2 separate regions of the Mus musculus genome follow, and region 2 is linked to region 1. Evidence: chromatin loops called from intact Hi-C (ENCODE). Cell type or tissue: left cerebral cortex. All regions are shown on one strand. Links, peaks and the distances in the headings refer to the core of each region. The heading gives the core; the rest is flanking DNA. Region 1 overlaps Msra (methionine sulfoxide reductase A). Region 2 overlaps Msra (methionine sulfoxide reductase A).

The links. Hi-C counts contacts between places; a loop is a spot of excess contacts. Peaks named below come from ENCODE experiments on the same cell type or tissue, not always from the same donor. Only the 100,000 strongest peaks of a DNase experiment are listed, where the experiment ranks them.
Region 2: it touches region 1 in a loop (2.0-fold over the local background); 2 of 42 quality-filtered maps call a loop at or near these places.

The regions. Positions count from the first base shown.
Region 1 is chr14:64,128,482-64,140,835 of GRCm38, reverse strand. The region is part of intron 5 of Msra (methionine sulfoxide reductase A); the gene reads left to right. Among named protein-coding and RNA genes, the nearest start is that of 9630015K15Rik, 18 kb to the right of the region's middle. In left cerebral cortex, for the core only: no CTCF peak of the experiment used is centred there; DNase peaks (open chromatin) are centred at 1,664, 3,403, 4,301 and 4,914; H3K27ac peaks cover 6,913 bases.
Region 2 is chr14:64,266,367-64,278,720 of GRCm38, reverse strand. All of the region lies in intron 3 of Msra (methionine sulfoxide reductase A), which reads left to right. It overlaps Gm41176 (a long non-coding RNA gene), which reads right to left. Exons shown (of 5, transcript XR_001781294.2): 2 at 5,740-5,985; 3 at 3,481-3,569. Among named protein-coding and RNA genes, the nearest start is that of Gm41176, 12 kb to the right of the region's middle. In left cerebral cortex, for the core only: no CTCF peak of the experiment used is centred there; DNase peaks (open chromatin) are centred at 6,418 and 7,471; H3K27ac peaks cover 7,452 bases.

The DNA.
Region 1 (12,354 bases), core at 1,639-9,638:
GGATTAAAGTTTTTTATTTTATGTTGATGAACTGAACTTCATTTATCTAAAAAGAAAAGTCCAGATACTTTGAAAGATTAAACCCCATCAGGGTGGACCATATAAGAAAGGGCCCAACCTATTACTTCAGTGCCACACACATGGGGACACTCTTTCCAACAGAGCCAGGAACATACCCAGTTGCCATTCCCCCCTCCCTCCACAGAGATGCCTGGGGTATTCACTACAGGAGGTCTTAGGCTCTCTCCTGGATTGTTCTGGCATTTCTCTTTCACCACAGGGAACCCTGCTGTCTCTTCTGTCCATGAGAGAGACAACAGGTGGAATCTATGTCCAGGGAGGCAGGAAGTTTCGGTGATTGCCCTGCCTATGTGGAAGTGAGGAGTGGGATTCTCTCACCGCCTCTCTCCACACCAGGTCCACGGTTGGCATTCCTGTGGGCCGGCAGCGTGCCCGGCTCCAGGCCACCACAAAGCACCCACACACACACTCCGATCTGCCGTCAGCAGCTGTTTCTGACAGGTGTCCCACTCTCTGCTGCAGATGGTGACCGAAATGGGCCCGTTGGCAGGCAGCACACGGTGCCACCCCCCTGCACATGATGATGCGGTCCCTGACATACTGATCAACCCTCACTCTATTCTGAGGCACCTTGCCTCTGGCTGCAGGTGAAGCCAGCATCCTCTTAGAACCCCCCCCCACAAGGTTCTAGGGGCCCCCACCTCAGCCTGGGACCCTTCAGCATTTGACAGTCTGTGAATCTAGAGGCTCCTTGTTCCAGACAGGCCCAGCTCACTATCCATCATGGTAGCAGGACTGTGTATGTCTTTGCTGGTTCATTTGGTGCAGTGCAGGATGGGATTTTCATAGCTCCCTAGGTATGACTTTGGCCTTGGCCCAGTGAGGCTACAAAGGTTAAGCTGCAGTGGCCCCAGGCCTCCAGATGCAGGGCCTGGGCCACTCCTGGCTCCTTCCATCTGTTATCCTGAGTGGAGTCCTGTGTACGGAAGACACACAAGACTTCCGGGAGCTGTTCCCCTAGAGAGGTGAGTGGGAGTCTGGTCTCTTGGTAAAATAACAAGATAGGGCCACATCCACAGCTGAGATAGGGATCCAGGAGGAGAAGGGGTCAGAAGGGAAAGTGGCTGCCCTTCTGATGTCCCCTTTCCTGCTGCCTGCCTGCACCTTAAACAGAGAGTTGTGGGCATTGCTAGGGCTCAGCTTTTCTGCCCACATCCCTGCAGGGGCCCCGCCTGCCCCATGTTTGGGCTGTTCATTCCAAACACTGAGCTAGCCAAGGCCGCCAGATGAGAGTGACATCTGGCTGAGACCACGGCCAAGTCTCTGCTGCTCTGTCCCTGGCAGGCAAGAGCTATGTTCCCAGTGCCAGGTTCTCAAAGAGGGAGACAGAGGGATGGGGGCAGAATAAAGCTCTGTGCTCCTTACCCAGCCATTTTCCTTCTTCCCTTCGTGATACTTAGTTGGAATCTGGATAGTCAAGGAGTAAAGGGCATCCTCCGGAGTGCTGGGGATCGTGGGAGTGGTGGAAAGAATCAGAGGTCAACACCAAGTGTGTGCACATGTGCATGCACACATACTGTGGACCACAAAGTACAAAGGATGGTGGGGAGTCAATCAGGTACCCGGAGTGACCTGAATGGGATCTGAATGACACAGCAGAAGCCTGCACTGTCTCCTGTTTTCCCAACACAAGGTCGGACTCTCCTTCCACCCTTCCGCGTAACTCTCTGTGGAGTGACAGCCTGGTGCCTGTCAGCCAGGCTGGAGCTAGAAAAGGAGTCATCCCATGTCCAGGAGGAGAGGCAAGATAGTGTTTCCATCTAGAGGCACTGGCAGAAAGTCTAATACTGATGGCCCAGTCTGGTCTCCTTTGGTCCATGGCCGCTTGTCAGCTGTGTGACCTCGGGCAAGCAACTGGACCTCTCTAAGTTTCTGTTATCCATCCGGAAAATAAAAGTAAGGCCCACTTGCTGTATTTTGTGAGCTTAAGAAACACCTCAAAGGAGAATATTGTCATTTTAGAAGTGAGCCAAGTCAAGTGTGGAAAGGTTGAAGGACTCGGTTGGCCAAAGTCGTGAAAGTAGATAAGGTATCGGGGAAAAGGGTTATGGGGTTCCCAGAGAAGCAGCTTTCAGCTCTCTGAGGGTTGGGGCAGCATGGCTCAAGACTTGTGGGTGTCTTCTGTCCTCAGCACTATCAGCCCTGTACCTCTCACACCCCTCTGTCACTTCAGAACACCCTCAAGCATAAACAGCAGTGTTGTCCCCCATTTGTCTGCTTCTGATTTTTGACTTCTGCAAGGTATGTAGGAATTTTCTTCTCTCTGTAAAATCCGTGGTTCAGGCTACTTCTCTGCCACGCTAGTGCACCATGAGGTTCACGGACTGGAGAAACTTCTGGGACTTCTCTCAGGGCTGGGAGAGTTTATGAGTTGTGTGTGTGTGTGCTCTTGAACAGAGGACAAAAAAAGAGAGCCACATTTCACAGAGCAGAGAATAATGACAAACCCTGAACCTTCACAGTTAAGCTTCCTCAGTCCCCTGTGTCCATGGTCGGTGTTGGGGGACCCATTTTAAAGCAGTAACATGAACAAGCAAGACTGGCTTAAGGGCGACAGATAGACAAAGGCAGGTAGTGGCTAGAGCTTGGAGGTGTTGGTGGGACTATGGTAAGGCTTGCATGGGACCATAATCACAATGCAAGCAGGGCAGTGCACAGCACAGAGTCAGGCCAGTGCAGAACAGCACCCCAACCCCAGCTCCGGCTTGCTCATTGTAGTTCTTGACTCTAGGAAGCCCAGGATGTGGGGTTTTATTAGGGCATGAACGGAGATAGTCATTCCAGACCTTGCCCGTCCAGGTTCTCCCTCCAGCTGGATGCTCTGGGGCATCCAGGATGCATGTGGGTGGGATGGAGCTCTTGGTCAGATGTCCCCAAAGCTAGCATAGGACATCTAGCCTATTGGCTGTTTGTCCCCAGAGCACCACTAATCTGGATGATGCATGAGAATGGGGCCACTCAACTGGGTGGGATGCGGCTTAAACTAGCCAGGCTCTTAACTTCCACCTGCTCAGGGCATAATCTGCTCCTCATGATTCCCCTGCCCTGGCTTTCTGTGAGCTCAGAAAGACCGTAGCATCACAGGGCAGCCTGAAAACTGCTGCCGAGACTGAATCCACGTGATTTCATTTCTTTCTGGGCACAGCCCTGAAAAAAGAGGGCTTCTCATCCTCCCCACCCCCACCCCTCACAGGAGAGGAAGTGGGGCTCAAGGTCAGTCACCCAAGGTTATGTGAGTTGGCCAAGCTCGGGCCAGTTCCAAAGCAACCTCTGTCCATTTGAGGACTGCTGAGGGTGTGACGGGGGATGTTTAACACCTACAGATACACGGTGCTGCAACTGAAATACATCATGCCTTAGCAAGAAGTCTAACGAACACGGATTTTATTGTCTTAGCCGGAAGGCATACCAATTATATGCAAATGCAAATGATGTAATTAGCTCCTGTTCTAGCTCTCTTCTCTGAAGGGATTTCCAGTTCTTCTGAGCGCTGAAGAAAATAACAATTGTGTTTTGGCAAATAGGGACTCATTGCCTATTTTGAGTCTTCACCCCTAATACATGCTTTCTTCCCTTCCTCCCTCCCTCTACCCCTCTCTCCTTCCTCCCTCTTTCTTCCTCTAGAAAACATTTAAATTAAGGTTAAAAAAATTTTAAATGTCTAGGGGCTAGGCAGATAACTTAGTCAGTAAAGGGAGGACCCGAGTTCTATCCCCAGAGCCACAAAAGCAGCAGGGAAGGTAGAGAGAGGCGGTTCAACTGGCCAGCCTGCCCAGCCTGCTAGGGGACCTCTGGGTTTAGTTGGAAACCCTGTCTCAAAACACGAGGTAGGAAATGACAGAGAAAGATGGCTGACATCAACCCCAGGTCTCCACAGAACGACACACGAGACACACACAAAAGCTTAAGTCAAGCAAATCCCCCAGGCTTCAGTACTAAGAAGCCAAAGCAGCTTGTGTGGAGGCCTGTAAGTCTGACCTACACTCGCGAGAACACACACACACACACACACACACACACACACACACACACACACACACATGCTTTCAGAATCTTCTCATGATGCCTGTATGGAGTGGGGGGTGGAGAGGGGTGCTATTGTCTAAAACAAAGCAGTCATATGTGGATCAGCCACAGCCTCACATCCAGTCTTGCAGTCAAACAGCCACGTTCTGTGCATTCTCAGGAGGGACAGACATAAGCAGAGACACCACACTCCCACACTGCTGGCTTCCTCAGCTCTCCAACAGGCCGACCAAGCTGCCTTTCTCTTGCTTTTCTGGTCATCTATATTCTCAGCCATGCATGGCTGGAGGCTCAGCCAGAGCAGCTATACGTCTTCAGTGCATTTTCTCTTATCGCTCATGTATTAATTGACAGTCCTATTTTTAGTTTCCTTGGGTAATGATTTAAAGGCCCAGCATTTCATTCTGGGACCTGGCCAGTGCAGTGTGAAGTTATTCAGATCACAGCTCATGGGGGAATCGCTGTGTGCAAGCTGGCCAGCCTGTTGCGATGGGCAGATGGACCCTCGCCCAGGGCAGAGGAAGTCTCAAGGGAGATTTTAATTCCTTAATACTGAAACAAGCACAATTTTTATTGTCTTAATCAGTGAATAAAAAAAAAACCAATTAAATGGCCAGTTTCAATTTTATTTTCGCTTGGCAGAGAGAACTTAAAGAAGTCACAACTGCTTCTCAGGCGCATTGCTATCGGATGCTGGTTCTGTGTGTTCCAGAAGAGTGTGCCAGCCGTCCTGCAGATAGGGAGCTGTAGCACTGCTAACTGAAGCATTTATCACCAGATCTGGGTGGTGTCCTCTGGACTTGGCCTTCATTGTGTTCCATATCTGCTACACAGAACTGCCCACTTGAAATTGCTGCATAAACCTCCAAATGGAGGCTGCGTTCTTTCAGAATCCAGGACACTTTAAGCACTGGGTGTGCTGAGTAACATTTTGATTCTTAATGAAGGAGAGATTTGCTGATAACAACGAGCAGCCTCTATAAACATAGAATGGCACATTTTGATAGCTTATGGGAGCGTATGATTGGTTTTCCACTCAGAAATCCTTGTGTGTTTCTTAATTTAATCTCTAAGCCACATCTATTAAAATACCAAGTTTCTACGTTTCTGGGGGCTATAAACTAGTCAAGTCCAGTTCCCCAGCACCGTGAGTAATATCTGAAAAAGGCACAAAAAAATTTCCTGATTAAACAAAAGCTCTCTGTCTGTCTGTCTGTCTGTCTGTCTGTCTCTCTCTCTCTCTCTCTCTCTCTCTCTCTCTCTCTGTGTGTGTGTGTGCAAATAGTTGCATATATAGATAAAGATATTATTCACAGTAGACATATTGTGTTGTAGATAGAGAATCAGGGAGCACAATGGAACAACACTAGAGTCTTAGAGAGCAGATGTTATGTATGGCTATCAAAATACAGCTTTAGAATATACCTGGAGTTATCAGAGGACCAACAATGAGAACCAACCAGTAGTTAAGAAATGGATGAAAGCTAGATATGGTGGTACATGCCTTTAACCCTGGCAGAGGCAAGTGGACTCCTGAGTTCAAAGCCTAGTCCAAGACAACCAAGGCTACACAGAGAAAACCTGTTTTGAGAAAAAGAAAGAGGTGGGGGAAACTGGAGAGATACCTTAAGACAGAGCCTGAGTTTGATCCCCAGAACCCACATTAAAACAGCTAGATATGGTGTTGACATGTGTAATATCAGCAATGGGGAAGCAGGCAGGCAGATGCCTAGGTCTCCCTGCCTAGCCAGCCTAGCCTGCTTGGTCAGTTCCAGACCAATAAGAAAACCCTGTCTCTTAAATTGAAGAAAAAAAAATTGGAGAGAGCCTGAAGAATGGCCCCCAAGGCTATCCTCTGACTTCTAGATGAATGTGCATACACATGTACATATGCACCTGTACACACACATGCACCCATGCAGACATATTGGAATATATACCTAACCTAAGGAGGGATACAGAGGGCAAATAGTAAAAATTAAAATGTATCCAAATCATTATTAAGAAAACGAAAGCTAAAGCTAACTTGGTGTTCCATGTCTTCCAGTTAGGATGAAAAAGTTACAAATTCTGACAAATCCCAGGGCAAGGATAGAGAGAGCCAGGAGCCTCTCAAACATCTTAGGTGAGATGTCCAAACTGGTACCACCGATTGGGAAAAACACTGTGAAATTGTTTTACTAGCTGAACACACCTTAACATCTTGAGACTCAGCAGACCCACACCTATGTCTTTACCCAAGAGTGACAGGACTTGTGCTCTCAACTACACCTGGCAAACATTTTTTATAAGAACTCCCCAAACTAGAGAGAACAGAAATGAGCATGCAACCCAAAAGCAAAGACTTCTAAAGAGGCACTGCTCGAGTTCAGGAAAGAGCACCCAGAAGCACAGTTCTTTGGCGTGCTGTGTGCTTTTGCACTGAAGACATTGGAAGGTGTGGATGCTGCCTCAGAATCAAGGACTCACTAACCTTCTTTCGTCCCCACCCCAGGCACCCAGGGAGGGGCTGTCTCTGAAGTTCCCTCACCAGAGGGAGGAAAGTTCTTGCAAAAGAAATGTCATTCTCTTAAGCCCCCGTTCCTAGGAATCTCATCAAAGAACAGGAAAGATTAGCCACTGGCAAAGAGACTCAAAGTCCCCAGCCCAGACAGACTTTGATCTGTTCTTCTGAGGGAGTCTCTGGGAGGTCACCCAAAGACTTTATCTCAGTCAGAAGTTAACTTTGTTCCAGGTACAATTCTGTCCCTCACCATGCTCTAACCTGCCTTCCCCAGGAGAGGAACTTTGTCCCAGGCCATTGTGTGCTCTTTGGGTTGTATCGTTTCTCCTAAAAATTGTTTACTAGCCCTCCAAGATACTCAACACCTGACTCTTGCAGCTCCATTTCCCTTGAGGAAGAGAATCTACACTTGCTCTTTTGTGCCTTCCTGTTGGGTTTTTGCCTTGCATCACCTCCACGTGCATGCCGATGGAACCCATTCACCTCCCTCTCCTGATGCAATGCTTACTGTCAGTGGAGGGCGCTTTCCCCTTGACACTACGACTCAGGACCCCAAGCCAAGGAACAAGCAGAAGAGATGGTAGAGTTGGAAACTACTCTAACATGGACAGCACCTGTGCTCCAACACACAAAGAGAAAGTCCACAGAGGTAAAGGCTCATGGCTTCTAAGAGCATAAGCAGAGACCAGCCATGAGTGCCAACTCAATAGTGTCATTAACATAAACCATATGGAGTCACTACACAGTGACCTGATTTTGGAGTTCTTGGATTGTATGTTTGTTAGTTGCTTTTGTTGTTGTGGCCATGTGACCAAATACCTGACCAGAAGCAAGTTCAAGAAGGAAGGGTTTATTCTGGCTACAGTTCCAGAGGATAGTACCCACAGTCCATCATGATGTGGAAGGAAGTTGTGACAATAGGAGCAGGAAGCAGCTGATCGTATTACATCCAAAATCAGATATAAAAACAGTGAACAGGAAGTGGGCCTCGGTGGGCTAAATTCAAGACCTGCCCTCAGTGACTCACTTCCTCCTGTCAAGCTCCACTGTCTGAAGGATTCATAACCATCTCAAATTATCCCTCCTGCTGAAGACCAAGTGTTCAAACACTTCACATTCAGAGCATAGCACATGGCTCCAAATGTCCACTTCTCAGAAGACATTTCTAGGACCAAAAAAAAAAAAAAAAAAAAAGAAAGAAAGAAAAGAAAATGAAGTAGAACTTACTACATATGACTTTAACTTGACTATTATAAGCATACTGAAACAAAACAGCAGAAGCCAAGTCTGAAGTTAAAGGAAAATATGGAAACAATATCTCATGAAAAAGACATTTCAGTAAGGAGACAAAGTTTAAAGCAACTGGTGGTGCACCCCTTTGATCCCAACACTGAAGAGGCAGAGGCAGGCAGATCTCTGTAAGTTCAAGGCCAACCTGGTCTACATAGCGAATTCTAAGACAGCAAGGGTAATACATTGAGACCCTGTCTCAAAAGTAAAGAGAAAAAAATTATAAATCAGAAGACCAAGTCGACTTTTTTGGAAGTAAGCAGAAACAGGTTAATCATCAAAACTTCAACCTTAAATGAAAAACATCTCTAGGGGGAGAGGCTGAGTCGGCAAAAGAAATAGAATGAACTTGAAGATAAGTCAACAGACATTTTCTAGTCCGGGAGGCATTAAGAAGCAAGAATGGACAAAAGATGCTTATACAACTCTAAGAATAGCCAGCTTCCCATTGCCGTGACACAATACCAGAGAGTCAAGTTAAAACACTGTAGGTTTATTCTGGTAAATGGTTTTAGAGTTGTCAGTTGTATTTGATGGGTCTGTTGCTTTGGGCCTTTTGCACACAATGTCCAGGAAGCAAAAATATAAAGGAAGAAGTTGGGGTCATAACTGTCCTTTCCAGGGTACTCTGCCAATGACCTGAGTTCCTCACAATAGATCCCACCTTTCTAATGGCTTCACCTAGTTCACAGCCCCCTCGGCTGGAGACCAGGTCTTCAGCAGAAGATCTTTCAGAGACTATTCAAGATGCAAACATAGCAAGACTAATTGCTGGACTGTAAGCTTTAGGGCTCTGGAAGACACGAGTCAAAGAAAGAAGGTTAAAGAGAGTTTCTCCAGGTTTTGCTGTCTCATTTCACACTTGAGGACAACAAAGACTCAGGCGGGTAGCAGCAACCAACCAATGCTTGTATAACAACTGGACACAAAGTTTATAACTATTCTGTGACCCGAGGCTCTTCTCACTTTACGGCAGATGTTCTGAATCCCAAGGAGGCCCCCGAGGCCTGGGAACAACCAACATAGTTGGCCACTCTGTACTGTACAAGTTGGAACCAGTCTTGGAGTTGCCAAGATTCTAACGTGAGTGGGACGCAGCACCCAGAAAAGCTCCAGGCTTTGTGGAACGCGATGCTCTGAGCTCCAGCAGCTGCCATGTTGCTTTGAGTCCTTTTCTATTCAGTCTCTTGGGATGACGGATCTTTCCTTTTAATGAAATCTGCATTTCATCCCCAAGGTGAAAACCAGTGTCCTTGGCTCTTTCTGAGAAAATGAGAAGTGGTTTCTTTTGTGTAATGAATGCTAGGAACACGCAAAAACTGAGGTTGTTCTTAATTGACTGCATATATGGAAAAGCAGATCATAACCCCTAAAGATACATAAAGCAGGAGGTGGGGTAGGGAGGTGAGGGAGGCAAGGAGGGAGGGATGGGGAGGGGGGGGGAGACAGGGAGAGGGAGGGGACAGGGAGAGGGAGGGGGGCAGGGAGAGGGAGGGAGAGAGAGAGAGGTTTCTCATACAACTGAAAGCCGCAAAAGGAAACTTCACTCAAAGACAAGGTCATTTGAATTTCTTGTAACCACCAGCAGATGTCAATGACAAGATCGAATCCAGAGGGGTCCTCCATCCTTGATCCAGTGATTGATGCAAGGAGTTAGAAGTGGGATGCACAGCCTGTAACATCAGCCATGTGACTATGAGCCTTGACCTCTGGCACCCAGCAGAAGGTCACTAGTCAGTCAGTGCCTGGACAGTAGGGAAGGGACTTGGACCGCCTGGGTCCCCCAGGAAGATTTGGCACTTAGAAGGTGTGAGGAGATATAGCCCTGGAAAACATGAAAGGGCCACCCCCTTCCTCTGGGCCCCCACTTTAGTTCAGTCACTTATAAACCTCGCTGCAGATAAACAAGGGAGCCTCAGAGGCGCTTGCCACCTTTGCCCCCCTTTGCCCCCATGGCCACTGTGCTGTAGAGAGGTGGGCAAACTGAGCACAGAGCTGGGCACTCAGATGGGCATGTAGAAGTAAACCATCAGATATCCCACCTCTGCTTCTCCATCTGCATCTCCTCCTGCTTCTACCCTCCTGGGCCTTCTCTCCCGGGTTCCTGGATCAACCCCTTTCCTGTTCATCCCTGAGAGCCCAGGACTTGCCTTCCTCTCTCTCCAGACCTTCCAGAACAAGACAAACACACGATTCCCCCCTCTTCCTTGCCTTTGGCCGTAACATTCTCCTTATCTGGGGAGGCCTTCATGCCATCAGGGCAGCTCTATGAACACCCAAGCCCAGTCCTACCTGTATGACACATCCTCCAACCCGGATGACCCTTTCCCACCTCCACACCCACAAAGGGAGTTCTTTGTACCTCAACAATTTGGGATTTTTCACTCTCCCTCAAGGTAGATATCTGTGGTCACAGGACTCTTGCCTGGTGCACAGATGACCCCAGGGATGGGGTGGAGCCCTAGAAAATGCTGTGGGAGCCATCCTGGGAAGAGTTATGAACTAGTCCCAGCAAGCTCTCAGATCTCTACCACTCCTGTTTTGCCTCACTCTAGCTAATAAAAGGTACTCTTCTCAGATTGTCACTGCCAAGTGGGCCCCATTGGGTTATTTCTCTGCATATCTGTATGCATGTGTATGCTGGTGTAAATGTGGAAACTACAGGAAATGGGTACCATTTCTTGGGTGCCGTCCACTTTGGGTTTTGAGACAGTCTCCCACTGGCCTGGAGCTCACCAAGTAGACTTGGCTGGCCAGCCAATGAACTCCAGGGCTCCATCTGTCTCCACCTCCTCAGTCCCTGCATTGAAAGTACAGGCACGACTCTGGCCTTTTTCATGTGAGTTCAGGGGTCACACTCGGGCCCACATGCTTATGTGACGGGCACTTTACCAACTGAGCCATCTGCCCGCCCCACCCCCACCCCACCCCGGTGATCTTTTTTGAATGCAGGTTCCAATTCAGTAGATCTGGCTGAGACACAGATGTAGGTTTTGACTGAGCTGTGGCCATAGTCCACCAGTGCTTCAGATCCTCACTGGCCAAGCCAACAGCTGTGGTCCTCCCACCCTCCCCTCTGCAGGGACAGAGCTCAGCCACCCTCCCCTCTGCAGGGACAGAGCTCAGCCTGTAGTACCTTCCGCTTTGCTTTGCAAGCCAGGGGTTGGGAAGACCTTGAGAATCACATCATAGGTGCAGAGGCCAGAGGAATAGTGATGGAAGCCATTTAACTGTGTGGTAGAACTGAAGAAGGGGGAAGGGCACCACCCCAGAACACAGCATGTTCTCTCAGAAGCCCAGTTCTCTGATGGGGAACTATCGTTTGCATAGGCGGGCCTTAGGTTTAAGACAGAATTAGAGGTAAGCGTGCCACCTCCCTTTCTGCTTTCCCTGAGGGTCTCAGGCAGAGATAGGCTGGTGCACTATAACTCAGCCTTGTGAGGGTATCAGCTGTCTCCTGTCATGAACCATGATCTTGGGAACCTGTCCTTCTTGTATGTGCCATGGCAATGCTTGACTCACGGGTACAGCACCATCCATCCTTCCGGTGTCCTCCCTGTTCTTCCCAGGCAGTCACCCCTCCTCTGCCTGGGCCACACTGGTAGACAAACCTACTCTCTAGCTGGTTGGCCTTCCTGCTCTGTGCCGCACAGTACCACGCACATGCAGACCCCTCTGCTCAGCTCAGAATGGAAAATGGCTGCTTGTCTTGTTTCTAGTAGTTTTTTATGAAAAGACAGACATTCCAATCACTTCAGAACCTGCAGACATTTTTTTTCTCCTCTGTGTGTGGCATATGCATGAGTTCCCACATATGCAGTGTTATGTGTGCATCTGTGTGGAGGCTGAAGTTAACATGGAATCACTTCTTCAATCACTCTCCATTGAGTCTATTTCAGTCACTAGTCATTGAAACAGAGTCTTCCAGTTGAACCTAGAACTTGGCACTCAGCTACTCTGGTCAGCCGCTTTGCTCCTGCCCCCTCCCCCGCCCCCCTTGTCTCTTCCTCCCTTGTGCTAGCATTACAGCTGGCTCTGTGGTCCTCATGCTTATGTGACATCCTTTATCCACTGCTCCATCTCCCCATCCTGCTCCCCAGACAGTTTGATGTGTGGTATTCTGGAAGCTGCCCAGAAACTAATACCATTGACAGGGGCACAGACTAAGCTTAAGCCTATACGTGTTCATACCTGTGTGTGTATGTGAATCTCATTCTCTCTCTCTCTCTCTCTCTCTCTCTCTCTCTCTCTCTCTCTCTCTCTCATTGTGTGTGTGTATTTGTGTGTGTGTGCCTGTGTATTTCTGTGTCTCTGTCTCTTTGTGTGAGAGTATGTATATGTCTCTGTGTGACTGTGTGTGTCTGTGTCTGTCTGTGTGTGTGTTTATGTGTGTGCTTGTGTATTTCTGTGTCTCCATCTCTGTCTCCATCTCCCTTTCTCTCTCCTTTCTTCCC
Region 2 (12,354 bases), core at 2,832-10,831, 140 kb before region 1:
CATACGCTCTCTCATAGGATTGTTATGCAAACCTGCTGATTAGCTGGCGCTCTGTTGTCTCTCTCCATTGATTCTAATTGAGCTATTCAGAGTCCTCAATGCCCTGGTAGAGAATTATTCTTACACTTTGTAATAACAACCATGCAGATGAAAATATGAAAAGGCATTCTGCAATGGGTAAGCACTTCGGGTTAATTTCGGCACATTAGCCAAATGTACAAACCCGGCACTGCTGGTGAAGGCGCCTGGGCTATGCATTCACTGAGTGAGGTCTTCTCATATTTTGCTTACAGATGTTCATAACAATGCCGTGTTTATCATTCTATTCAAAAGCCTTTTGAAGTCGATTCAGCCAAGTGGCACCAGAGCCAAAAACAAGAAAGGGGGCAGGCCACTTTCCCCCCTCGGGACTCATATGGCCACCAGAACAGCCTGAGAAACAGCTACACTGTCCCACAGGGGTGCCCAGTGGGAGCTCGGTCTGAGAACAGCCAATAGTGGCAGTCTTTCTGTAACCTCTCAGTGCTGTTTGTCTCCAAGGCAACCCCCTACCCCCAAGCCTCAGTTTCCCCTCTTAAAAAGCATCAGTGAAGCTATGGCATGGTTGTAGTTAAATACTTTTAAAGTTTATTTTTATTTTATCAGTGTTTGTAAGGTGTATTCATGAGAGTGTACGTGGTGTGTGACCCTGGGTATGTATGTGAGGAGGACATCAGGTGTCCTGTCCTATCGTTTTCTGCCTCGTCTCCTTGAGTCGGGGGCTCTCCCTGAATCTAGAGCTCATTAAACATGCTAGACCAGCAAACCCCAGTCTCCACTTGTCTCTGCTCTAAGGTGCTGGCCTGATAGGTGTGCTCAGCTGTGCTCAGCATTGACATGCATGCTGGGAACCGGAGCTCAGGTCCTTATCCGTGTACCATTAGGGCTTTTACTCACTGAACCGTCTCTCCAGTTCCCTGATTTCTTATTGAAAATAAAATTATCTCAGGGCTGGGAGCTGGCTCAGTGGATAAAGGTGCTTGCCACCAAGCCCAACAGCCTGAGTCCTAGGAGTGCATGTGGAGGAGAAAGAAAGCCAACTCACACAAGTTGCCCTGTGGCCTCCAGAGGAGGTGCATGCCCGACAGGAGTTAAATAAGTGCATGCAAAAATATTTTAAAAGGAAAATATTTCACATCAGATGTGTCTTAGAAAATCTGGGACTTGGGCTGTCTATCACTGTACTCCTTGTCTATAGGGACACCGAATGGCATAGGTGTAGGTGTAGGTCAGTGTGTGGCTTGGCAGGCTCAGTCAGCCTCTGCCTATACATCTGGCCTGACACCCGCACCTCTCCTTCCTCTCACCTCCTCTGGGCTCTTATGGATCTTCTTCACTCCTTCTCCAAGTACCTGCTAGCATTTGCCCGGAGCTCCAGAGCTCCAGCTGGGCATTAAACCAGCCTTTCTCCATGCGTGTAAAGCACTCGGTGTGCCTTTTTAGTTCAAGGTAATTTCTGCAGTGTTTGGGTGGAGATGCGAGGCTGCAGTTCTGCCATGAGTTAATGGCTCCATTCTTCAAAGGCGGGAGGGGCTTGGGCACAGCTCCTCAAGTAATGGAAGACTCCCCCTCAATCCCTCTCAGACTGCATTCACTCTCTCAGTGCATAGTCAGCCTCATTGTAGCGTTGTCAATGCCAGTCAAGGAAAATTACCAAGTTATTGACACGTCTCCCCACACGCAAGAATCCTGGTGTTTGCTCCTTGCAACAAGCAATTTGATGGCTTTTTGTGCCCCTTATTTGAGACATAAAATTGGGCCCTGAACTTGTCACAGATAGAATGAAAACGCTTTTCTCTTTCAAACAAACAAGGAGAAAGAAAGCTCAGAGGCTAGGGAGCCTCGCCCCTCACTTGTAACTCTGACCCGGTGTACCAGCTCCTCAGTGAGTAGCCCCATTGCCCAGATGACTGGAGCATAGGTAGAGGAGAGAGATACAGTTTTGTTTGTTCTAAACCTAGTCACCCCTAACAATAAGCTTGGCTTCTTAACAAGTGCCATCCCTCTGGGCTGTCATTATCTTGGGCACGGGTCATGGTCACATCACAGCATTTCAGGCCTGGAAGAGGTTTGAACCAACAACTAGTCCTGTGGTTTTCCAAGTGGGTGACTACAGCATCAGGCTCCAAAAAGCTGCTGTGAGGTCTCCACCCACAGTGAAGTCTGTTCCCTAAATGGATTCGCATCTGCTACAGACAAATGGTTACAGTTTGACTCTAGCTCTATGTTGGAGTCCTGTTGGATATTCTGTTTAAAATGGCTCTTTAAAATGACCAGAGCCCACAGGACTCCTTGTTTTGTTAGTTGAGAGAACTGAGGCTGAGAGACAGTAAGTGATTTAACAGTGAGATTGATGGAGAGAGGTTGATGCTCACTTGGTTTTCCAGATCACAGCCTTGCTGAGGCCTGAGAGGGTTTTGTTTTGTTTTGTTTTGTTTTGTTTTGTTTTGTTTTGTTTTGTTTTGTTTTTATAACGTCCTGTTCAGGTGAGGCTCTAGGGTGGAGGGTCTGTCAAGTTTGACATGTTAAGAGCTTAAGGCATTGTTATTTTTGTTAGTCGGTCTTTGCCCATCTTTCTGTTAGGATGGATTCCCCTCTCCCTACAATGTGTGGTAGGCATTCTCCCTTGTCTGTGTGGGATACATACCAAGGCCCCCATAGATGCTGGAAGCTATAGGCAATATTGAAACCTGCACGCATGTTGTCATTCAAACCACAGCCCCCATCTTAAAGAGAATAAGAATTTATTCTGGAGCCACAGTGAGCGACCATGACCTAGAAACACAGGTTTATGTTACTCCAAATCCCATGGTTTTATGTGGAAGCAGTTTCATGGGGTGTTTTGTAGTTTCACAGAACAAAGACAGTCATAAATCAAGACAATTTTTAAATGCATTGGTTGGCACATCAGAGAGGCAGGTACAGGAAGATGGGAGAGCTATCTTACAGGCCCAAGATGTTATCTGATGACATTTTTAACTCTTGGATTGGTGGAAGCTTGTGCTCTGCTAAGTTAATAGGTTCTATGAGGTTTTTATTTATTATCGTGAAGTGTTAGTTCAGAAACAGAGCTGGCTGTTACACAAGGCTACAAGTAGCCCAGGATAAAGTAATTAGCCTTCAAACTTACAAAACTCCCAATCTCTGTCCAGTACTGACATTCCCATCAGTCTTGCAGATGCAGATGCTCTTTCCAGGCGTTTTTTTTTTGCACAGCCAGACATAGCTTCTTTTCAGAACTTTTCATTTACATGAGCCATGCTTTCCAAATACAGGTGGCGAAATTCAATTTATACATTAGAAACAGCAAGAGAGAAACACCTCAAAACAGGGCCCTCATGACAAAATAGTATAGAAAGTTAAGTGAATGAGGGCTCCCAGGTACTCTCCTTCCCTCCCTCCCTCCCTCCTCTCCTTCCCCCTCCCCCATCATCTACTCACCCTCCTTGCGATTCTCTTCTCCTCCACTCATCTTATTACAATCCCTCTGCCACCAACTGTACTACTTGCCTTCCTTCCTCTTCTTGAGCCTGAGAAACAAACCACTGGTGAATGCCGTGGGTCCAGCGTTTCTGGACTTCCCATGGACAATGTTCCTGACCAGGGGGAGGCTTTCATGCTAGCTGTTATAGCTAGAAATAGAGCGGAGGGCCTGACAGAGAAGAGATTGAGGGGTATGCCCTCCTTGTGCCACGTTTTCAACCCCACCTTTTCCCAGCTGGCGCCTGCCTGCTCAGCCTGAGCCCTTGATCTGGAACTGTCTGTCTCCCTCACATGAGCCCCTGACCTGGAACTGTCTGTCTGTCTCCCTCACATGAGCCCCTGACCTGGAACTCTCTCCCTCCCAGCTGCTTCAGCTTTGGAGCCCAGACAAAGCCACTGCGCTAAGTGAAACCCGCCTTCCCTCTATGCTGCAGAGTCCAAGCATGTTCTTGTCATTCCCATGTCCTTCTTCCATGGACTCTGACAAAGTCATGTCAGAGATATGGCTCCACCACACCTAAGGTCCCCAAAGCTGAAACAAAATTGATCTACTCTCCTCACAGAGTTTACTAGATATATTTAGTTTGTTAGAATGCTTGAACCCAGCATGAATATCATAGAGGAGGAGAATTTTCTTATAATTTCAAAGAACTGAAGGCTGGCACACACTATTCAGGAGGTACCAGGCTGCTGCTGCCCTTGGGTGACAAGGGAGACCCATTGCAGAGATAGCAATTATGCATCCCTCCTCTGACCTTGAGATTTTGACCTTTTTGACTGGTTTGGTTAGTTGACCCACCTCTTTCTTTGAACAACTTAAATCCTTGCTAGGGCACAGGTCAGAGGTCAACAGGCCAGCAGACTTAGTCAAGCATGTCTTCTACTTGTATATCACTGAAAGTACCACCCAGATGAGCTGTTGGAAAACAGCTCACTGATGGAGCCTTTATAACCCATCCAGACTGGATGGGGGAGCTGTTCACTCATTGTCTCAGGATTATATCCTCAAAGATTTAAAAGGAAGATTAAAAGGAAGCTGCTAGGTTAAGCAGTTCTTAAAATGTAATTGCAAAAGCCACTGATGGATAGGCCTGCCCTGAAATTTTCACATGACATATAACGGAGCCATAATATGTAATATGAGAAGATAACCTTACTGTGGCAGGGGCCAGCTTCTCTGGCAATTTTATGTGATGAACTGGGTCTTAATTACTTCCAAATGACTAACAGATTTGTACAGTCCTAGAATAAGGTTTCCTTGTTGATGTCCTCTATAAGTTATATTAAAAATAAATATCTGGGTCGATGACTACCCCACCTACTGAGCAAAAATCACCGAAGAGACTCTGGCAAACACTTGGTGGTCACCCCTATGCCAGGGAAACACCTAGGCAGCTGAGTGGCCCCCAGAGGGGTCACTGCCATTTACTAGTTTCTACTTCTCAACAGCCTGGAATCAGTTATAATCAGCTGCAGATAAGCTTCACCTCATGTGCTTCAGCCGCTAACCTACTAATGAAAGCAGTCAATTTTATTTTACAAGTAAACTAGAGTTTTGAAAACTGCCTGACGAACGTAGCCAGGGCTCTGGAGCCACTTAGATGACCCTGATTCATAGAAATGGGAATGTTATTTTTCTTTGGTTAGTCGGCTCGTCTCTACTGTTTCTTAAACATTGTGTGTACCTGTGTGTACCCAAGCATGTTTCTGCATGTACGCGGAGGCCAGAGGAGACAGCCTTGGGTGTCATTAGGCACCATTTACCTCACTTGAGACAGTCTCTCTTGTCAATGTGGTTAACGGTCATCAAGCCCAGTGGATCTCTCTTTCCTGTGTCTCTGAATGCTGGGATCACGAGTATGTGCCACCATGGCCAGCCTGTTCACATGGGTTCTGTGGCTTGAACTCATGGCCTCAGGCGTTTGTGCGCAGCTCTTTACCAATTGAGTGCCCTCTCATTTTTCATCCCCCGGGTGAGTTTTTAAAGTTAGAGGAAATATCAGAATCTTTCCTATAGATGATCATTTTACTTGTTAGCCAACTACGAAACTCTGTCCAAGATGCACCAGCTGGAAGATGGGTCTTTCTTCCACCATCCTTGTTATCCTGTTTTCAGTTGCTTTCTGAGGGTTCTGTCAGTTAGCGCAGGGCCAGATACCACCATACTCTGGGCTGAAATGCTGGGGGCCAGAAGGCCTTCTGCACAGCAGTACTCACCAGAACCCCATATTCAGTGCTTTCAAACAGGAGGCAGGCAGAGAGCAAACATCGCAGCACACTGAGAGGGTTGCCCATGAGCAGCCCTGTTTGCGTGATTTCCAGGTCTGTCACACAAGTGGTCTGATCTTCACTGGCCCCATATGTGAGCCTATTTCCTTTGAAGCTGTGCTCACTGATCATCCTGGAGGTAGAGAGCTGCCAACCACTGTGATACAGTGATGTCCTCTGTGGACCTGCCTTGCCCTGGGAGGATTGACAGAAGTGCCTGAAGCTGAGGATCTTTTGTGTACAAGGAAAGACAACCACCACCACCACCACCCCAACCTGTCTCACTCTGGCTCAATTTGATAGTTTGAAATGTTTCAGGGACAGGTACTTGTTCCCACTGAGACAGGTTTTTAAATGGACAAAGCCACATACTGGAAGCTTAAGTTGGTGGAGTGGAGTGCAGGAAGATCCAGAAGAATTGGGGGTTTATCTTCCAATTTTTTTTTAATTAATAAACTTTTGTTTTTCAAACAGTTGAAGGTTCATAGCAAAATTGAACAGGAAGTATAGAGGCTTCCTGTGTGCTCTCTGCCTTCACACACCTACAAGCACCCCATTTTCCACATCCTGCTCCAGAAGGCTGCACGCGTTGCCATGGATACGTCTGCCCAGACAGGCTACTTTAAGCTTCGTCTCCAAGCCACACATTTTGTAGGTTAGATAAATGTGTAACAGCTTATCCCACCATGGCGGCATGGCACTGGATGGTTTCAGAGCCCTGAAAACCTGGGCTTTGTCTGCTTAGCTCCCTCCCCTCCTCCTTGACAACCACCAAACCACACTTGCTCCTATCTCCATGGGCTCGCCTTTTCCAGATTATTCTAAAGATGGAAGCACCAGCACGCAGCACACAGCCTTTTCAGACTGGCTTCTTTTACTTAAGGATAGGCACTGGGAGCTCCTTGGTGCTGCCAGGATTTTCATCCTTGGTTAATGATGGAGGAGCACCCAGCTCACTGTGGGTGACACCATCCCTGGGCAGTTGGGCCTGGACCATATAAGAAGGTGATCTGAACAAGCTATGGGGAACAAGCCAGTGGACACTGCTTCTCCCTGGTCTCTGTTTTTAGTTCCCTGCCTCCAGGTTCCTTCCCAACTTCCTTCAGTGATAGATGGTTACCTGAAAGTAAGATAAAATAAATGCTTTCTTCTCCCAAGTTGTTTTTGGTCAGTGTTTTTGGTCATAGCAACAGAGGAATAAACTATGACATCCTCCATGAATTTTCAGTTAACACCCCCTTTTCAGTGGTGAATACTATTTCATTTTCTGTGGCTTATTTATCCATCATATGATATCACTGGCCATATGAACATGCTATCTTCATTTCTGTTGCCTACAATGTAGCAACATACTTTTATTACCTAATTTGATTTTTAAAGCTTCTGATGGATAAGCCCCCAAGGTCCTGATATGAGCCAAAAATATTATCCCATGGGAACTCTGTTTCTTCCATAGGGCAGGCCTATGGAACTCCTTCCTTCATCCCAGATATCTAGAGTTAATCTCTCTGTTGTATAGTCTCATCCTATATTTATAGAAACTTTATAAACAGTTTCCAAAGCCTGGATACAATGTGGGAGAAAGGCAGCTGTGCCTCCTCCCTCTGACTGGTTTCTCAAGACTGATGAGAGATAGAGTCCCATTGGGAAGGTGACTCACTTGGTCTAGAAATAATCTCTCAAACCTAAGACATCATCTTGTTCCTCCAGCTGCACATGCAGTACAGCAGAGCCATGAGATGTTACCAGCTCATTCAGGTGGCTTTTGCACATGAACTTGAAAAGAGAATGATGACTTCATTTGGTGTTTCCCACGAGCCAGGCCTCACTGCAAGTCACCCCACCCCAGCAGCTTCTTCAGTTCTTACAACAGCTCGGTAGGTGAAGGACGAACACTAGCTAGTGTGGTCACCAGGAACATGAATGCAGGACAGTGTCCATCTAGACTACGTGATCAACAAGTGATAGGCTAGAATTGGTACCCTCCCATCTACTGCAGGGTCTTTACTTAGCATCTTTCTGTATTTCTCTTAAAGAGACTGAGAAAGTACAAGTGGGTACTGTGAAAAGAACTCCATGGTTGGTTAAAAGTGTTTCTCCCTCTCCCACAAAAACCAAAACAGCCAAACACATTGACTGCTTGACTGGGCGGGTTGGGAAGCAGGAGTAGTTACCAGTAAAGGGTCCTCCCATTGGCTGTCATTTCCCTGGGGTTGTGCCATGTCCTTTCATCTCTCCCATAACACCTAGCACAGGGCCTCACATGCCCTAGGCCCCTCTCTACTGTGTATTGGGCATCTGTTAATACCCACATGCATTCAACAGGGCAGTGCCCAAGGGTCCAGTTGGGAAGACAGGGTGGTAACTTGTACACATACTTTTAAAGCCCAGGCCTTCAGTGATACTTCCTAAGTATGGAACCAACCAAACAAAGAAAGACAAACAGAAAATAGCTTGAGAAGAGTCTAGGGATCTGAGTCATGAGCAAGAAGGGGCAAGGACTTCCTGGTGACTTAAGAGAAATATAGAAGAGGCCAGGCTTGCCTGCGATGGCTCCTAGTGCTTGGCCTGAATGACCTGTGGTGGGATATCTCCTACCTCGAGAGGACAGCAGTGGTACTCATCTGTCTGCTGCCAGGGATCCCATGAGCCTAGTGCAACCTTTGTGGGACATAGGGTTTCATACTGGGAAAGATGAAGGGATTCAAGATTGCAGCACTCAATGCTCTGTCAGCTTTTGCTCTGCCTGCCTCAATCCCTGCTGTGAGCCCTCCCTGGTCACTGCTCCTTTTTTTTTTTTTTTTTTTTTTTTTTTTGGCCTTGGTTGGGCACGTGCCTTTTGATAAAGAGAAGCTCCAGGTCTGGGGGCCCTGCCTGCTTTGAGTCTGTACCACATGCCAAAGGGGCGCATACAGATGAGGTATGAGGTTCATCTCCCAGTGTGGACTGAAAATAAATGACAGTGACAAATGGTTGTGCCATAGTGTAAGCTCCTTCCAAAGACATGGCAGGGCTGAGAGTTGTGTGCAGGCAGGCTTGGGATACAGAAGGTTCACTCTGTGATTTGGACCAGTTACCACAGAGTAAAAGCTCCTTCGGATGAAGAATCGCACTTGTCAAGTCAAAGTATGTCCCCACTGTGCCTGAGCTATGAATGGTGGCTCTGAAAGGGCATGTCTCTAAATTACTGCCCACTCAGCATCCTTAATGTCCATTTAGGACAGGTACAGATGCTTTTAAAGATTAGCCGTGTATTCATCAGGTATTGTGGTGACATGGAGGGGCCAGTTTCTGCCTTCAAGAAGGTGTCCATACTTTAACTAACAAGTTTTCAGAGCACACATGGGTTTGCAGGGAAATGAAGCACAAAGTGGTTGAATAGATTTCCCATGATACCCAACCCCTCCCGACACTTGCACACTTATTCCCTGCTAACACTTGGCACTGTTGTGGAAACTTGTTTTCACTGATGGAATAACACCAGTATGTTACTATTAGTTACTGTCCCTGGTTTACATCAGGGACACTCTTGTGTATATGTGTGTGTGGTGGGTGTCTGCAATCTATGAGCTTTGACCAGCATATAAGAGAATTATTTACCATTGAAATGCCATAACACATAGTGCCCCTGTTGTAGAATGTCCTGTATCTCTATTTATGTCCAGCCCCACGACTTTTGTGACCACTGAGTGACTCCTTGTTATGTTCTGGATTTTGGCTTGTTGTTAGACACATAGTAGTGTCTCCTTGTTTTGCTTTACAACTCTCGACTGCTGTGATCTGGAGTGTCTTTCTCTGTGCGTTTTTGATCTATAGATCTTCCTACCAGAAGAAGACCAGAGTGGCTCTAGAGATGTGGTTTTCAGTCCTTCAAAGGAGGCTTTTTATTTCCAAACTACTGAAGTATTATCTTGTATGTCTTGCTCACTTGTATTGGTCTGACACTGGCTTGTACACTTGGCTTTCTCCCCCCTTCATTTATTTGCTAATACTCTGCTGTTTTCTTAGTGGATCATAGACAGTTTCCCTGACTTCACACTCTCTCTATTCCCTAGCCTTTCCATTTGTTCTCATTATGTACAGACAGAAGTGAGCGACTTGTATCCCAGACTACCACAGTCAACCGTACATACGTCATACATGTATACCACTCAGAGAACCATGGAAATACATGGCCCAGTTCTTTTTTTATAACACATTCAGTGATAGAATAATAAGGTCATTAAGGGCAATCAGCATTTTATTCCATCCTTGATTATATTCCTGATTATAGTTTGTTGTCTTTCTTAATATGAAATATGAAGCATGTCTCTTCCACCTTTGATGAATACCAGCATGGTCCTGGGCTGCAGTGGGAAACCTTGTCCACAGCCTGATTGCGTATTGTTTACCCCACCCCCTCCCTGGTAGGGTAATCATGGCTCCTGACACTTCCTGGGAGGACACAGCACTTAATCACGTAATTATGTTTCTGGATGGCTGTCCTAAACGATGGGAAGCACACCCTGCCAGCAGCTCACGGACAGAGTTAATTTGGAGAGAGACAACTAGGCAGTGTAGACATGACTAGATTTTGCTTTTTTCTCGCTTGTCCTTCCATCAGGGCACTGGCCCGTGAGCAGAGTGTGACTCGGGCTGCAGGCTGCACTTTTCCAGGGATGAAGCTAGTTCAGTCATTCCTGAGAATTACGGAAGGGCTCAGTGTTCAACCTGACCTGTGCTCATGGCCACAGCTCTGCATAGCAACAGAGACCAATAGAAATGGACACTGGGCTCTGAGGATCAGGGTTGCATCCTGAAAGTCCCTAACACCTGCTAGGGGACCTAGACTGAGTCCTGTGGGGCCTCCTAGTATGCCTGCCTTATCTCGCAAACAAGGAAGAAGAGTATAATAGTGTGGCCTATTCAGTGCAGTGTTCCTACTAAGACCAAAGGGCCAGGCATTCCTCATCTATTCATTCAGAAGCATGGACTTGGACTTGTTCAGTGCTTCAAGTATTGATTGGTCTTCCCTCCTCCAGGAACCACCTCTACACCCCACATCCCTCGTCTACCCCATTCCTCTGGCAGGCTTTCTTTATGGCATTTACTACACTGCAGTGGCTCTTTCCTGCTGGAGTAGGAGTCTCTTCAAAGCCTTAGTGCCATGTAATAAACACTGGATGCATTAAACAAGCAAATGAATAGCTTCGAGGGTGAACCGGCAGCATCGTGTTAAAAGACTCCATGGCCTCATGGAGAAGACAGCATGCCTGTGAACTGCAATGAGCAATTCATTTATTCATTTTCAAACAAAATGAGGCACTTCATTCACATTTCATGAAGTCACTTTTATTGACTCTTAGGATATTTGAGTGCAATGTGTATTGCTGAAAACACGACTTCTAAAATGAGTAGAGGAGATATGGAGAGAATTTACTCCTGGGTCTGGCCATTATCCACTTGTAAGTCTTGGCTTCCTGTGATGCCCCACCCTCTCCTCCATAAAGTATGCTAGTCACTCAATCCACATGCTCACAGCACTGTTGGTTGCCTTCCTTACTCTAGTTCTTTCTGTGTTTGTCGAAGGTGCATGCATGTTCATGTGTGTAGGTGTGTGTAGGTCAGAAGACAACGTTGGGTATTAGCTTCAAGCACACTACCCATTGAGACAGGGTCTCTTATTGGCCTGGAGCTCATCAATTAGGTTAGACTAACTGGCCAGTGAGCCCCAGGGGCCTTCATGTCTCTGCTGTCCTAAAGCTGGGATTTCAAGCACAAGCTAGCATGGCTGGCATTTGTACATGGGTTTTAGGGGTTGTCAAATTTAGGTTCTCCAGCTTGCAAGGCAAGCATTTTACCAACTGAATCATTACTCTAGCCTGCCTGTCTGTCTATCTATCTATCTATCTATCTATCTATCTATCTATCTATATCTATCAAATCTATCACCTATCTATCTCCTCCCCCCCTTATCCTTTAGAGAAGGGCCTGATATGTAGTTAAATTCTCAGTAAACTATCATTACTAGGTTAAGCAGGTGCTCTACCAAGTTCTGCATGAAAAAGAAAAAGACAGTAATGCAGGTCTCAGAAGTGAGAACATCTCAGGTGCTTCTTTGCCACCACGGGATACTAATACAGTGTGGGGACCCAGTATTCCTTGTAAGAAAGACTACATGGCAGTTTCCTTTTCTCTTCTTTCTCCTTCCCCTTTTCCTCCCTTTCATTGTTTTAATTTTGACAGAACTCTGTAGTTCTGGCTGGCCTCAAACGGTCAATCCTCTTGCTTCCCCCTTCCAAGTGCTGATATTTCAGGTGTCTTAGTTAGGGTTTGTATTCCTGCACAAAACATCATGACCAAGAAACAAGTTGTAGAGGAAAGGGTTTATTCAGCTTACACTTCCACATTGCTGTTCCTCACCAAAGGAAGCCAGGACAGAAACTCACATAGGGCAGGAACCTGGAGGCAGGAACTGATGCAGAGACCATGGAGGGATGTTACTTACTGGCTTGGTTCCCCTGCCTTACTCAGCTTGCTTTCTTATAGAACCCAGGACTACCAGCCCAGGGATGGCACCACACA